Regions from separate parts of the Mus musculus genome. Here region 1 is linked to region 2. Evidence: chromatin contacts called from ENCODE Hi-C or POLR2A ChIA-PET data. All regions are on one chromosome and are shown on one strand. Each heading gives the region's core, a stretch centred on a gene start or an enhancer-like site at or near the end of the contact. The rest is flanking DNA. Distances are from core to core; before and after follow the strand shown. Region 1 has its middle 55 kb from the start of Zdhhc19. Region 2 has its middle 15 kb from the start of Zdhhc19.

What was found. Hi-C counts contacts between places; a loop is a spot of excess contacts on that map. ChIA-PET counts read pairs that join two places held with the same protein, here RNA polymerase II (POLR2A).
Region 1: a loop to region 2 is called in a map of heart, with 2.4 times the contacts of the local background. The contact joins two enhancer-like sites. A Hi-C loop is called at or near these places in 1 of 37 maps with a recorded cell type or tissue (heart). POLR2A ChIA-PET finds 5 or more read pairs at or near these places in 3 of 5 experiments (all embryonic stem cell).

The regions. Positions count from the first base shown.
Region 1 is chr16:32,548,387-32,553,838 of GRCm38, forward strand. No RefSeq gene overlaps it. Among named protein-coding and RNA genes, the nearest start is that of Zdhhc19, 55 kb to the left of the region's middle. Within about 2 kb of position 3,010, at least 1 of the 3 ENCODE cell types and tissues checked has a DNase peak (open chromatin) inside an H3K27ac peak, as active enhancers do; it is heart, where a contact is called at or near this core.
Region 2 is chr16:32,508,196-32,513,866 of GRCm38, forward strand. No RefSeq gene overlaps it. Among named protein-coding and RNA genes, the nearest start is that of Zdhhc19, 15 kb to the left of the region's middle. Within about 2 kb of position 1,453, at least 2 of the 3 ENCODE cell types and tissues checked have a DNase peak (open chromatin) inside an H3K27ac peak, as active enhancers do; they include heart, where a contact is called at or near this core.

The DNA.
Region 1 (5,452 bases), core at 1,760-4,259, 42 kb after region 2:
AAAAGGGAAACTAATAAATGACTAGTCAGAGCTAAAACTAAAATCCTAATACCTCTACCCTGATGATTTGCATACACAATTTAATTATTTATTTTTAGATTTTGAAACTTTTTAATACTTTTTAAAAAAAGATTTATTTATTTTAGGTAAGTACACTTTAGCTGTCTTCAGACACACCAGAAGAGGGCATCAGATCTCATTATAGATGGTTGTGAACCACCATGTGGTTGCTGGGAATTGAACTTAGGACCTCTGGAAGAGCAGTCAGTGCTCTTAACTGCTGAGCCATCTCTCCAGCCCGGAACTTTTTTTTAAAGATTTATTTATTTCATTTATATGAGTACACTGTTGCTTGTCTTCAGACACCAGAAGAGGGCATCAGATCCCACTACAGATGGTTGTGAGCCACCATGTGGTTCCTGTGAGTTGAACTCAGGAGCTCTGGAAGAGCAAGCAGCCAGTGCTCTTAACCACTGAGCCACCTCTCCAGCCCAGACTTTTGACACTTTTATATGAATTAGTATTTTGCCTACCTGTGTGTACAGGAACTGCCTGCAAACCTTGTGCTCTCAGCGGCCAGAAGAGGGGGTTGGATCCCTGGAATGGAAGTAACAGGCGTTTGTGAGCTACAATGTGGGTGCTGGGAATCAAACCCAGGTCCTCTGCGAGAATAGTGAGTACTCTAAACCACTGAGCCATCCTTCAGCCCTGTGCGCGTATTTCCAAAGTTCAAAGTGTCTTCTAGGAGACAAGATGACAGACAGCAGTTCCTTCTTTCTACATCAGTTTCTCTTCTGTTGACTAGAGTAGCTAAAATGAGTATAAGTAATTTCCACCTGTATCCAGGACTCGGGAGCTGGCTCAGGAGTTAAGGGCTACTCCTGCTCAGCCATGTATGGTGCCACACACCCTGATCCCAGCACTTGGGAGGCAGGGGCGGGTGGATCTCCGTGAGTTCCAGGCCAGCCAGGGGGGCCACGTGGTGAGAGCCTGTCTCAAAACAATTACTAAGGAATCAGAAACACTGATCATGGGATCTGTGAGCTGAACATCATCAGTGATCCTGAAATACACCCCTGTCACACTCTAAGATAAAACTTCAGATTACGTAGGCTAATTGCGACAAAATGAGCTCGCTGGGCCAGGTGATGGACTGAGCACGAGGGAGGCCGCTGCACCTGCAGGCCCTGGAGGCCCCTGCCTGGGAGGCTTCACCACCGGACAGTGTGTGAAAGAGCAGAACTTTATAAACACGGATCCCAAACAGCCATCCCTGGCCTGGTGGCGTCTTAGCCATTTAGGTTCGGTTTTCTCACATCCTCCCCCAAATTATCCCCAATCTTTTTGTTGTTTTATTCAAGGACTTGTGCTTTAACAGCGAATTCAAGAGATTGAGTCAAGCTTTCTATAGACATTCCATTAAGTATCCCTAACTGGTAAGATTTTAAAAGTACACATGCAGTTGCCTTTTTGTTTTGATTTGTTTCATTGGGTTGGGTTTTTTTTTTCTTTTTCTTTTCTTTTTCTTCGAGACAGGGTTTGTGTATTTAACAGTCCTGACTGTCTTGAAACTCTTTGCTTTGTAGACCAAGCTGGCCTCAAACTGACAGAGATCCTCCTGCCTCTGCCTCCCAAGAGGTATTACTGCCCAACTGTTGTTGTTGTTGTTGTTGAGACAGGGTCTCTTTGTTATGTATGAGAGTCTGCCTGTTCTAGACCTCTCTATGTAGCCCTGGTTGCCCTGGAACTGGCAGACATCCACTTGCCTCTGCCTCTCCAGTGTTGAGATTAAAAAAATTTTTTTAAAGAAGTCAGGAAGTGGGTAGAAACTTGAGCAATATAGGAAGTATACCTCACACCATTCCGTTTCTCTCCTGCAGTCAGGGGCCCTGAACCCCTGCTCAGCCCTCCCTGCCCAGACCCAGGAGGAACTGGGAGAGAGGTCAGCACCGCGCAGTCAGTCACACAGCCCTGGTACCTGGTGATGAAGAGCAGCCAGGCCAACGGGCCCTTTCTTATCCTACTTCCCAACCAGGTATGCTCCTCTGCTATGCTGGGTTCTGTCTTGGAGTTTTCTGTGCAACAGAGCACACTCCTTAACCTCTCTGGTCTCCTATTCAATCTTAGGTGACAAGGTTGGGGTCTAACAGTGCTGAGGGTAGCGGAGCCGTCACCTTTATTGATTTGCTTTCCCCATCCACCCACTCCTTTCTCCCTTCTCTCCTGTAGCTCAGGCTGATCTTGAACTCTGATCTTACTTCAGCTTTGCAAGTACTGGAATTTCAGGCACGCCCCCTCTCTGCCCCTCACGGGACTCTGTGTTTCTCAAATTGGCCTTGAGCTCTCTCTTATCCTCCTACCTCAGTCTTCTGAAGGATGGAATTGCAAGCATTTGCCACCATGCCTAGTCGTGGCCACATTTATTTCTTTTATTTTTCTTTTCTTTTCTTTTCTTTTCTTTCCTTTCCTTTTCTTTTCTTTCCTTCTTTCTTTCTTTCTTTCTTTCTTTCTTTCTTTCTTTCTTTCTTTCTTTCTTTCTTTCTAAGACAGGGTTCCTCTGGGTAGCCCTGGCTGCCTTGGAACTCTGTACGTAAATCAGGCTGCCCTCAAACTCAGAGATCAGCCTGCTTCTGCCTCTGGAGTGCTGGGATGAAAAACAGATGCCACTATACCCAGTTAAAGAGTTATTTGTTTATGTATTTTACATATATGAGTGCTTCGTCTACATGTTTGTCTGCACACACCAGAAGAGGATATCGTATCCCATTATAGATAGATGGATGGTTGCCACCTGCTGTGTGGGTGCTGGGAATTGAACACTGGGCTGGGATTTGAACAGTGTTCTGGAAGAACAGCAATGTTCTTAACTGCTGAGCCATCTTTCAGCCTCTCCTTTTTGTCATTCTTTCATTTTTCTTTTTATTCCAAGAAGAGTGTCATGGCTCGTTGCTAGGGTCATAGGCATGTGCCACCATGCCCAGCCTAGCCCAGCCCAGCCTCTCTTTCACAGCAGTACAAACCTGCTAAGCTGTCTCTGTGTGCCAAGTTCTATGCTATCTCTGAGGAGAGGCACAATACAACACAGCCCTTTGGCAGTTAATCCAGAAACTCACAACTGGGTCAAAGTGCAGAGAGTGAATGTCAGTCAGTGGAGTGCCCAGCCACAGCAAGGACATCTGCACTGTACCCCGCCCCCCCCCCATGGCTCTGAGTCCATAGAAGAAGAGGGGGGAGGAAGATTGTAAGTACTTAAGAGAGAACCAGACTGAACTAGTGCTCTCTGGACACGGCTAAACACTGCACTCTTGAACTCATAGTAGCTATGGCAACCCAGTCCACATTCCAACACAGACAGGAAGAAGCTTACGAACTGAGCCCCTACCCCTAGCTGAAGACCAAATGACAGTTAATGGCTTTTAGGCAGGGAGGCTCAGTTTCCTTTAAGACTGTGGCCCTGGTATGTCTGTTTCAGTGGCTAGCCTTATACCTGTGAGTATATGAACAACACAAAGTAGACTTGGTGGGTAAATTTTTGATATTTATATATGTGTGTGTATACACGTGTTTATGTGCATACGCATATGTGTATGTGTATATATGTGCATATTTGTGTATATATGTATGTGTATATGTGCATATGTATATAATATGTATATGCATGTGTGTATATATGTATAAATGTGTATATATGTGTGTATATGTATATATGTGCATATGCACGTGTGTATATATGTATAAATGTATATGTGCATGTGTGTACATGTGCATATGGGTATATGTATATATATATGTGTGTGTGTATATATGTATATACATATATCTGTATGTATGTATATACATATATGTGTATATATGTATATGTAGGTGTATATGTATATGTGTATATGTTTATATATGTATATATGTGTATATGTACATGTGCATATATATATGTATATAATGTACATTTCTATATATGGGTATATATGTGTATATGTATACATGTATATATATGTGCATATATGTGTATGCATATGTATATGTGTATATATGTGTGTTTACATTTGTATATGTGTGTATATGTATATGCATATGTATATGTGTGTATTTATATATGATTTTGAAGAAATTACTTGTCAAGCAAAGGGGAGAGATACATACATCAACAGAGACATGTAATGTGAGGCATGTTCTGCAGGACATATTGGCCCTGCTATTTGAAGCATTTCTCCACGTTTATTCACTCCTATTGACTGTTGCTGCTTTATACAGTAAATCTCTGTGTCTTTGTTTTTATAAGTTCCTCAAGACTGAGCAGTTTTCCTGCCCTGTTCTGTATTTCCCAAGGCTTTGCAGCAAGTGTGTGCTTCCTGCTGTCTGAGCTGTCTGAACGTGCAACAGTGTGGAGAAGAGTTCAGAGGGAGGAGAGAGAAGTCTCACCTGCGACACTTTGAAAAAGATGACATGGCAATGCTCTTTTATTGGCAAGAGGTTGTGAAAACATTAAAAGTTCTTCAGCCTAGGAAGAGAGGGGAGCAAGGTGATGGAGCTGCCATTTACAGTCAGAGGTCCTGACTGCATTCCTGACCCCTCACAGGAACCAGAACGGAGGCCCCAAGGCCCTCTGGATGGAGCTTCACAGCTTCAGATCCTGAGCGTCACAAGACACAAGACAGGAATGGGACTAATAGGATTAGAAACATAATTTATTTTCAGGATAGGAGGTCTGATTTAGACGTATCACACTGGGGCAGAGATCAACATAGCACTCCAGTTTCTGAGCAACTACCAGACCTTCTTTGCCCTGGGAAGTCTGTCCATACTGAGAAGGAAGGATGGCAGGACCTGGGGACTCTTGCCACTCCCCACCTAGGGAGCCCTTCCTCATGCTAAGCCTAGCTTCCTGCCATAATACTTACTGTAGTGGTTTGAATATGCTTGACCCATGGAGTGGCACTATTAGGAGATGTGGCCTTGTTGGAGTAGGTATGTCACTACGGGAGTGGACTTTAAGGCCCTCTTTCTAGCTGCCTGGAAGTCAGTCTTCTGTTTGCCTTCAGAACAAGATGTAGAACTCTGAGCTCCTCATGCAATGCACCATGCCTGCCTGGGCACTGCCATGCCCGCCTTGATGATAATGGACTGAACCTCCGAACCTGTAAGCCAGCCCCAGTTAAATGTTGTCCTTATAAGAGTTGCCTTGGGGCTGGTGAGATGGCTCAACAGGTAAAAGCACCGACTGCTCTTCTGAAGGTCATGAGTTCAAATCCCAGCAACCATATGGTGGCTCACAACCACCCGTAACAAGATCTGACGCCCTCTTCTTGTGTGTATTTACATATAATAAATAAATAAATCTTTAAAAAAAAACTATTTAAAAAAAAATAAGAGTTGCCTTGGTCATGGTCTCTGTTCACAGCAGTAAAACCCTAACTAAGATGCCTACCATAGAATAATTGTGTGGTTTTCCTTT
Region 2 (5,671 bases), core at 203-2,702:
GAGTTTTGGATATGCGTCTTTGACGTACGAAAAGTTAGCCCAGGCCAGGTGTGGTGTCACATGACTTTAATCCCAGCACTCAGGAGGCAGAGGCAGGGAGTTTGAGTCCAGCCTGATCTACAAAGTGAGTTCCAGGACAGCCAGGACTATATCGACCCTGTCTTAAAAAAAATACAAAAAGTCTCAACCCAGCTTGGCCCTTCTAGAAGATTCTGGGGAGCACATTCTGGGTTATTATGGGAGCACATTTAACTGTGGGGCTAAAATAGCTCTGTGTTACATGGCAGCGAGGACAGGATTGGTATTTTTGAACCACTAAGTGTGTCTACCTCTGGGTGTGACTCTCCAGGTGTGTGCAGAAGGGAACATCCCAGCTTCAGGAAAAGGGCAGTCAGGGGACTTCCTCTTCCCCCAAAGGAGAGCTCCCCAGGTAGCCTGGGCCTGGGTCAGAGAAATAGAGGGGTCCAGGAGCCTGGGCCAAGACTTGGATTAAATCCTGCAACTTCCTGGCTCTGAAGGGGTACCTGGCCCACTTGGAGGCTTTAGGGAGGCTGGCTGTCTTCAGCCCCACGTGGCCTGGGATTGTACTTATTGGCTCCTAGGCTCCAGGTTTGCAGGGAACTCACCCAGCCTCAGGCAAGGGGCCTTCAGAGGCTCAAGCATGTTGTTATCTTCCCTGACTCCTTAAGGCCTCAGTTACCCAGCAGGACAAGGTTGTAATTTTCTTCTGATTCTCAAGAGGCTCTGAGTTCTTCAAAGGCAATCGCTCCTGCTCTGGGGTAAAGATTCTAGGTTTCTTTGTTCTTCCCAATTGAGAATTTCTACAGCTCTAGGAGGGGCCTAGCCCACCCCTTCTCCGAGGGCCCTTTGTCCTTCCCTAGATCTCAGGCGAGGCTGGCAGGGCTTCAGTTGCTCTGCTCCCACTTTCTCCTCTGCCCCTTTTTGCAGAACCTACCTTTGCTTCTCAGACTTACCCCGCCCAGTCTTTGGCTGACAGATAAGGTGAGAGCTGTTATCAGAGCCCCAGGAGGGGGCCTGCTGTCCGCATGCCCAGCATGCCCTGCCTCCCTCAGAGGAAGGGTCAAAGCCAAGAAGGACCATGTGCCAACTTGGAGCCGGAGCCCCTCTGTGGGATCCCAGCCAGCTAGGTCCTAGAGCCAAAATTATCTCGAGTCATCCACACAGCCTTCTGGGAGGTAGGGACTTACAGGGCAGGACAAGTCTTGAGTGACTGACTAACCAGACCTGCTGCCAACTAGTATGTTTGACAGAAGTCACTTGGCTCAGCCCAGCAGTCCCCACAGAGTCATTTACCTCACAAAGAGTCACAGGCTTTGACTTTGAGGGTGAGGGTCAAAGACAAGCTACCACCATCAGTTTCAGACAGGGTTTGGGGGCTACTGGGGGAAGTGGCTGGCTAAGATAACCTCCTGGCAGAAATGGCAGGCAGCCTGGTGGCTTTCTGGTTTCTACTCTCAGCTGCCCCAGCAGGGGAGCCAGCGCAGTAGCTGCAGAGCTCAGCTCTCTTACCCTAGGCTCAGATAAGCCAATGCCTCAGCAGTCAGGGAGCTGATAAGGAGGCTGCAGAAGCCCTCTGCATCCTGGGCCTCCCGATAATGGTCCCTACTGCCTCTGGCTCACCCGCCCTGCTCTGCCTTAACCACTCCACCCAAGGGGGGCCCTGCAGTGGCTGAGGGTGGGGCAGGGCAAGAATGATGGGGCAGAGGAGACTACTACAGAGCCCGTCAGGGCCAGGCTCCTCACACTTCATAGGGCACAGGTTCCTCACACCTCAGATGCATGGGTATGGGTCCTTGCTAGTCACCTCATGGGCACCTGGGTCTAGTGTCAGGCCCCTAAGAGACCTTATCTGGGGATTGTGTGTCTTTAGTTCTTAGCAAACAGATGCAGCCTGGGGATGAAGCCCTATTCCTGGTGACAAACCTTTACTAACCCCCATTGGGTCCAGCCTATGCGAAGTTATTTATAATATTTCCTTTCATCTTCACACCAACCCTGCTAAGTTGCTATTCTTGGTTTAGAGACGAGGAGGAAAACAACATTCAACAAAGCAGTGACTTCCCCTGGCCATGCTAAGTGGGAAAGCCAACCCCCTCCAGGCCCTTTCCCATGACACGGTCTTTAGCGTGAAGACTACGGGCTTCTCTAGGAAGCAAGGTGAGCGGTCACAAGTCACAGCACTGTCACAGGCATTGACCAGGCAGAGTCAGACTCCAGCACTGGCCAGAGGCTGCTTAGTCAATGGTAGGCATCACTGAGGGTGACCCAAGGGCTGCATGAGGCCGGGCTGCATTGTGTGGCCTGCTTAGGACTTCATAATGCTAGTCACTGTAATGGCAGAGTCCGCTGCTGCCCCGTTTAGAGTCGGATCCTTTGGGGCCGAGCAGTGATGGGGGAAAGGTGCTGTTTCAAGGGGAAGTTTGTTTTACAGAAAATCAACCGGTGGGGTGTCTCCCAGCCAAAGGAGTGTGTGTAGACTCGGTTGTAAAAGCTGGGACTCCCCTGCCGAGCAGTATCGTGGCCTTGGGGCCATGGCTGTGCACTTCAGTTAAGCAATCAGCTTCAGCTTGTGTTCATGACACCTCAGGCTGAAGGAAGTCAAACACCACTTGTTATTCCTGGCTCCTGTTTCTCTGTGCCCCGGCCTCCATCTTCAGCCTCACCTCCTCTCACCTCTCCGCTCTCCTCTCTACTCCCTCTCCCTTCCTTTTCTTTCCTCTTCCTTCCGTCCTCTTTCCTGTCCCATTCTTCCACAAGCTGCTCTTCAGTTCTCCATCCCTTTGACTACTCCCACCCTCACCCCCACCCCGCCCCGCCCCGCCCCGCCCCTGCTTTTCCTGGATGAAAACTTCCAGGAACTCAAAGTCAATGAAGGACTTTCAAGTAAGAAGGTATAATTGTGATTCGTGGAAGCTGTAGGATCTGGTGCAGCACAGGAGGGCTGAAGGCAGACTCTGTACAGGGAGCCTTTGTCTGCTTCTTTCTGCCTGGGGGGAGGGGGGGGCTTCTGCAGGCCAGCCGTTGCTAACTGCTTTCTGACTGGGGCAGTTTTATTTTGCTATGGGAATGAGAGATTCCAAATTGGTGAGGGTGGGGACCCTATGGGCCATCTAACCACCTCCCTTGTTCCTCAGGGAGAAGGAAACAGAGGATGAGGGCTTCAGGGAGGGTTTCCCTTGGAGTCGGTACAGCTCAGGAAAGGCTAGCCTTGGCAGTCTCCAGGTGTCGTCTGCCTTGTGCCCTTTTCCATGCCCTGTGCTAAGAAAGCTGGACCAGGTCTTGGCCTGTAAACCAGGAAGGGCCTAAGGACTTAGCTGCTTGACCTCAGCCAGCAGGATCCCAATGCTGACCTCAGGAGCTATACTCACGGTGCTGTTCTGTGTGCCAGGCACTGGGTTAAAGACTTTGCTTGCATTAGCTCATTTAATCCTCAAGCCAGCACATGAGGCACTGCTAGTACCTTTGTGGATGTGGCTCTGACAGTCCCCAGACCTGCAGGACTCCTCCTGGCCTGGCCTGGGATTCCTCCTTAAATGTTTAACTGTTGGAGCTCAAACCAAGATTTCCATGTATTCAGGGCAAGCACCCATCACTAAGGTACCATTTAAAAATTTGAGACCAGGTCTCATCAGAGTTACTCAGGCTGGACTTGAACTCTTTCCAAAGCCCAGCTGGGCAGTGAACCTGTGACCCTCCTGCTAGAGCCTGCAGGCAGATGGACTCAGGCTTATGCCTCCAGGTCTCTCACACCTAGGACTCTGGCTCAGTGAACACGATTCTGGCCTGACCTCGATGCCTCAGTGGCCCATTAGGATCCCTTGCCTGAACTCGAGTCATGCTAGAACTCAGCCATCCCTAGCAGCAATGGAGATCAGGAGCTCAAAGAAGGGCACTGACTCTGGGCAGAGAAAACTGCACTGGGAACATCCGCAAACCATTAGTTTCTAGATCTTTCTTCACAAGCCTTGGGCAAAAATGGAGAGATGCCTTCCTGCTGGCCCCTTCCTGGCCAGTGCAGCAAGATGCTATGCAAACAGCAAGGGCGGGTCTCCGGAGATGCTGTGCAGGAGTGGAGCGGGCCTCTGAAGATGCTGGGTGGAGCAGGTTCTCTGCTTCCTACAGCGTGTCCTGAACATATCCCAGCCTCTCAAAGTCACCCTTCCTTGCCTGCTAACAGGCAAGTGGAGCCAATGTCTGGTCTTGAATTCAGTGTTGGATGAGTCTCTACAAGGTGTAGACTGTCTGACAGGAATGAAGGTGGGATGGTTGCCAAGGTGACAGTGGTACAATCTTAGTCTACTTAGTCTAGTGTCCTCGCCCTGTGAAGGATCCTTCCACCCCACCTCAATGAGCTCACAGTTTCACACGGGATATACAAAGGTACTGTCCTTTTCACCATTTGTATTGACATTATAGACAGGTTCTAGCCTTGAAACTTGCTCTTTAGCCCAGACAGATCTTGAATTTACAATCCTCCTGTCTCAGCCTCTCAAGTAGGTAGGATTAAAGATCTGGGCCACTAGGCCAGGTTCCTATTCTCTTATGTTTTCTTCTGTCTCTGTCTCTCTCTCTGTCTCTCTCTCTGTCTCTCTCTCTGTCTCTCTCTCTCTCCCCTCCTCCTCCCTTTGCCCTTTCGTACTCTGGATTGAGATGACTTGGAAGCAGCCAAGGCTGTAGGCCACCTCATTAACTCCCAGGCACTAAGCTTAGATCACCTTTCTGTGGTGACCTTTTTAGCTCCCTTCCCTTTCTCCAAGTTATCTTCCAGGGGAAGGAGCTAGGCCTGGTCTTAGGGGACAGGAGTGAGCCCCTTGGGGACCAGGGCTGGGCCCTTTGGCTGCCATCTGGCAGTACAGTCTGGAGCCTCCCAAGCCCCTGCTGTGAGGCCTCTGGGGTGAAAGTGTCTGTCAGGCTGTGAGGTGGGTCTGTGCCCAGTTCACTCTGACTATCCAGAGACTTGGGCTGTTGGCCTGGCTCGGAGAACGGGTTCTGCTGCCCTGGGCACAATGCAGAGCAAAGAGGAAAGAAACCTTTTCCAAAGCAGAGGCCAGGAGGAAGCACACAGAGGCCTCTTTGCTTTGGAACCGAAGCCTTTCAGGTCTGTTTTCTTTAAATATCCTGCTACAGGAAAGAGAAGCCCAAATCCAGACATTCCTAAAACATTCAGGTGGCTTTAAAGCAGCAGTTTGTTTGATCTTCACCCCACCCTGTTTCTGCTCACTGGGGTCTCTGGGACCTACTCCTGCCTGGAGCTTGGTTGGAAGGTCCACACCCTTCCAAGTTCACTCACATAGCCGATGTACCGATGGGGCCTGAGACCTGATTGGAACTTGCTTTTTCTACTTTAGTCTGTTTTTGTTTTCGTCTGCCGTGCTGAAGATCAAACTCTTGGCCGTGTGCATCCTAGGCGCTCACTACCACTGAGTCTCAGCCCCTGCCCAGGTTTTGTTTGGTTTGGTTTGAAGTCACTTTTCTTTGATCCCCAGCTGTAATGGCATGGCTGACCACACCCTTTTCCTGGAAAGTCTTTCCCTTGACCTCTGGGGTCAGACACACAATGACTTCTGACTCAGTGCTCTGCCTCACTACTGATCACTAGACCTAAAGTCCCATCATGAGGCACCTGAGGGTCTCCATCACTTCACTGGTC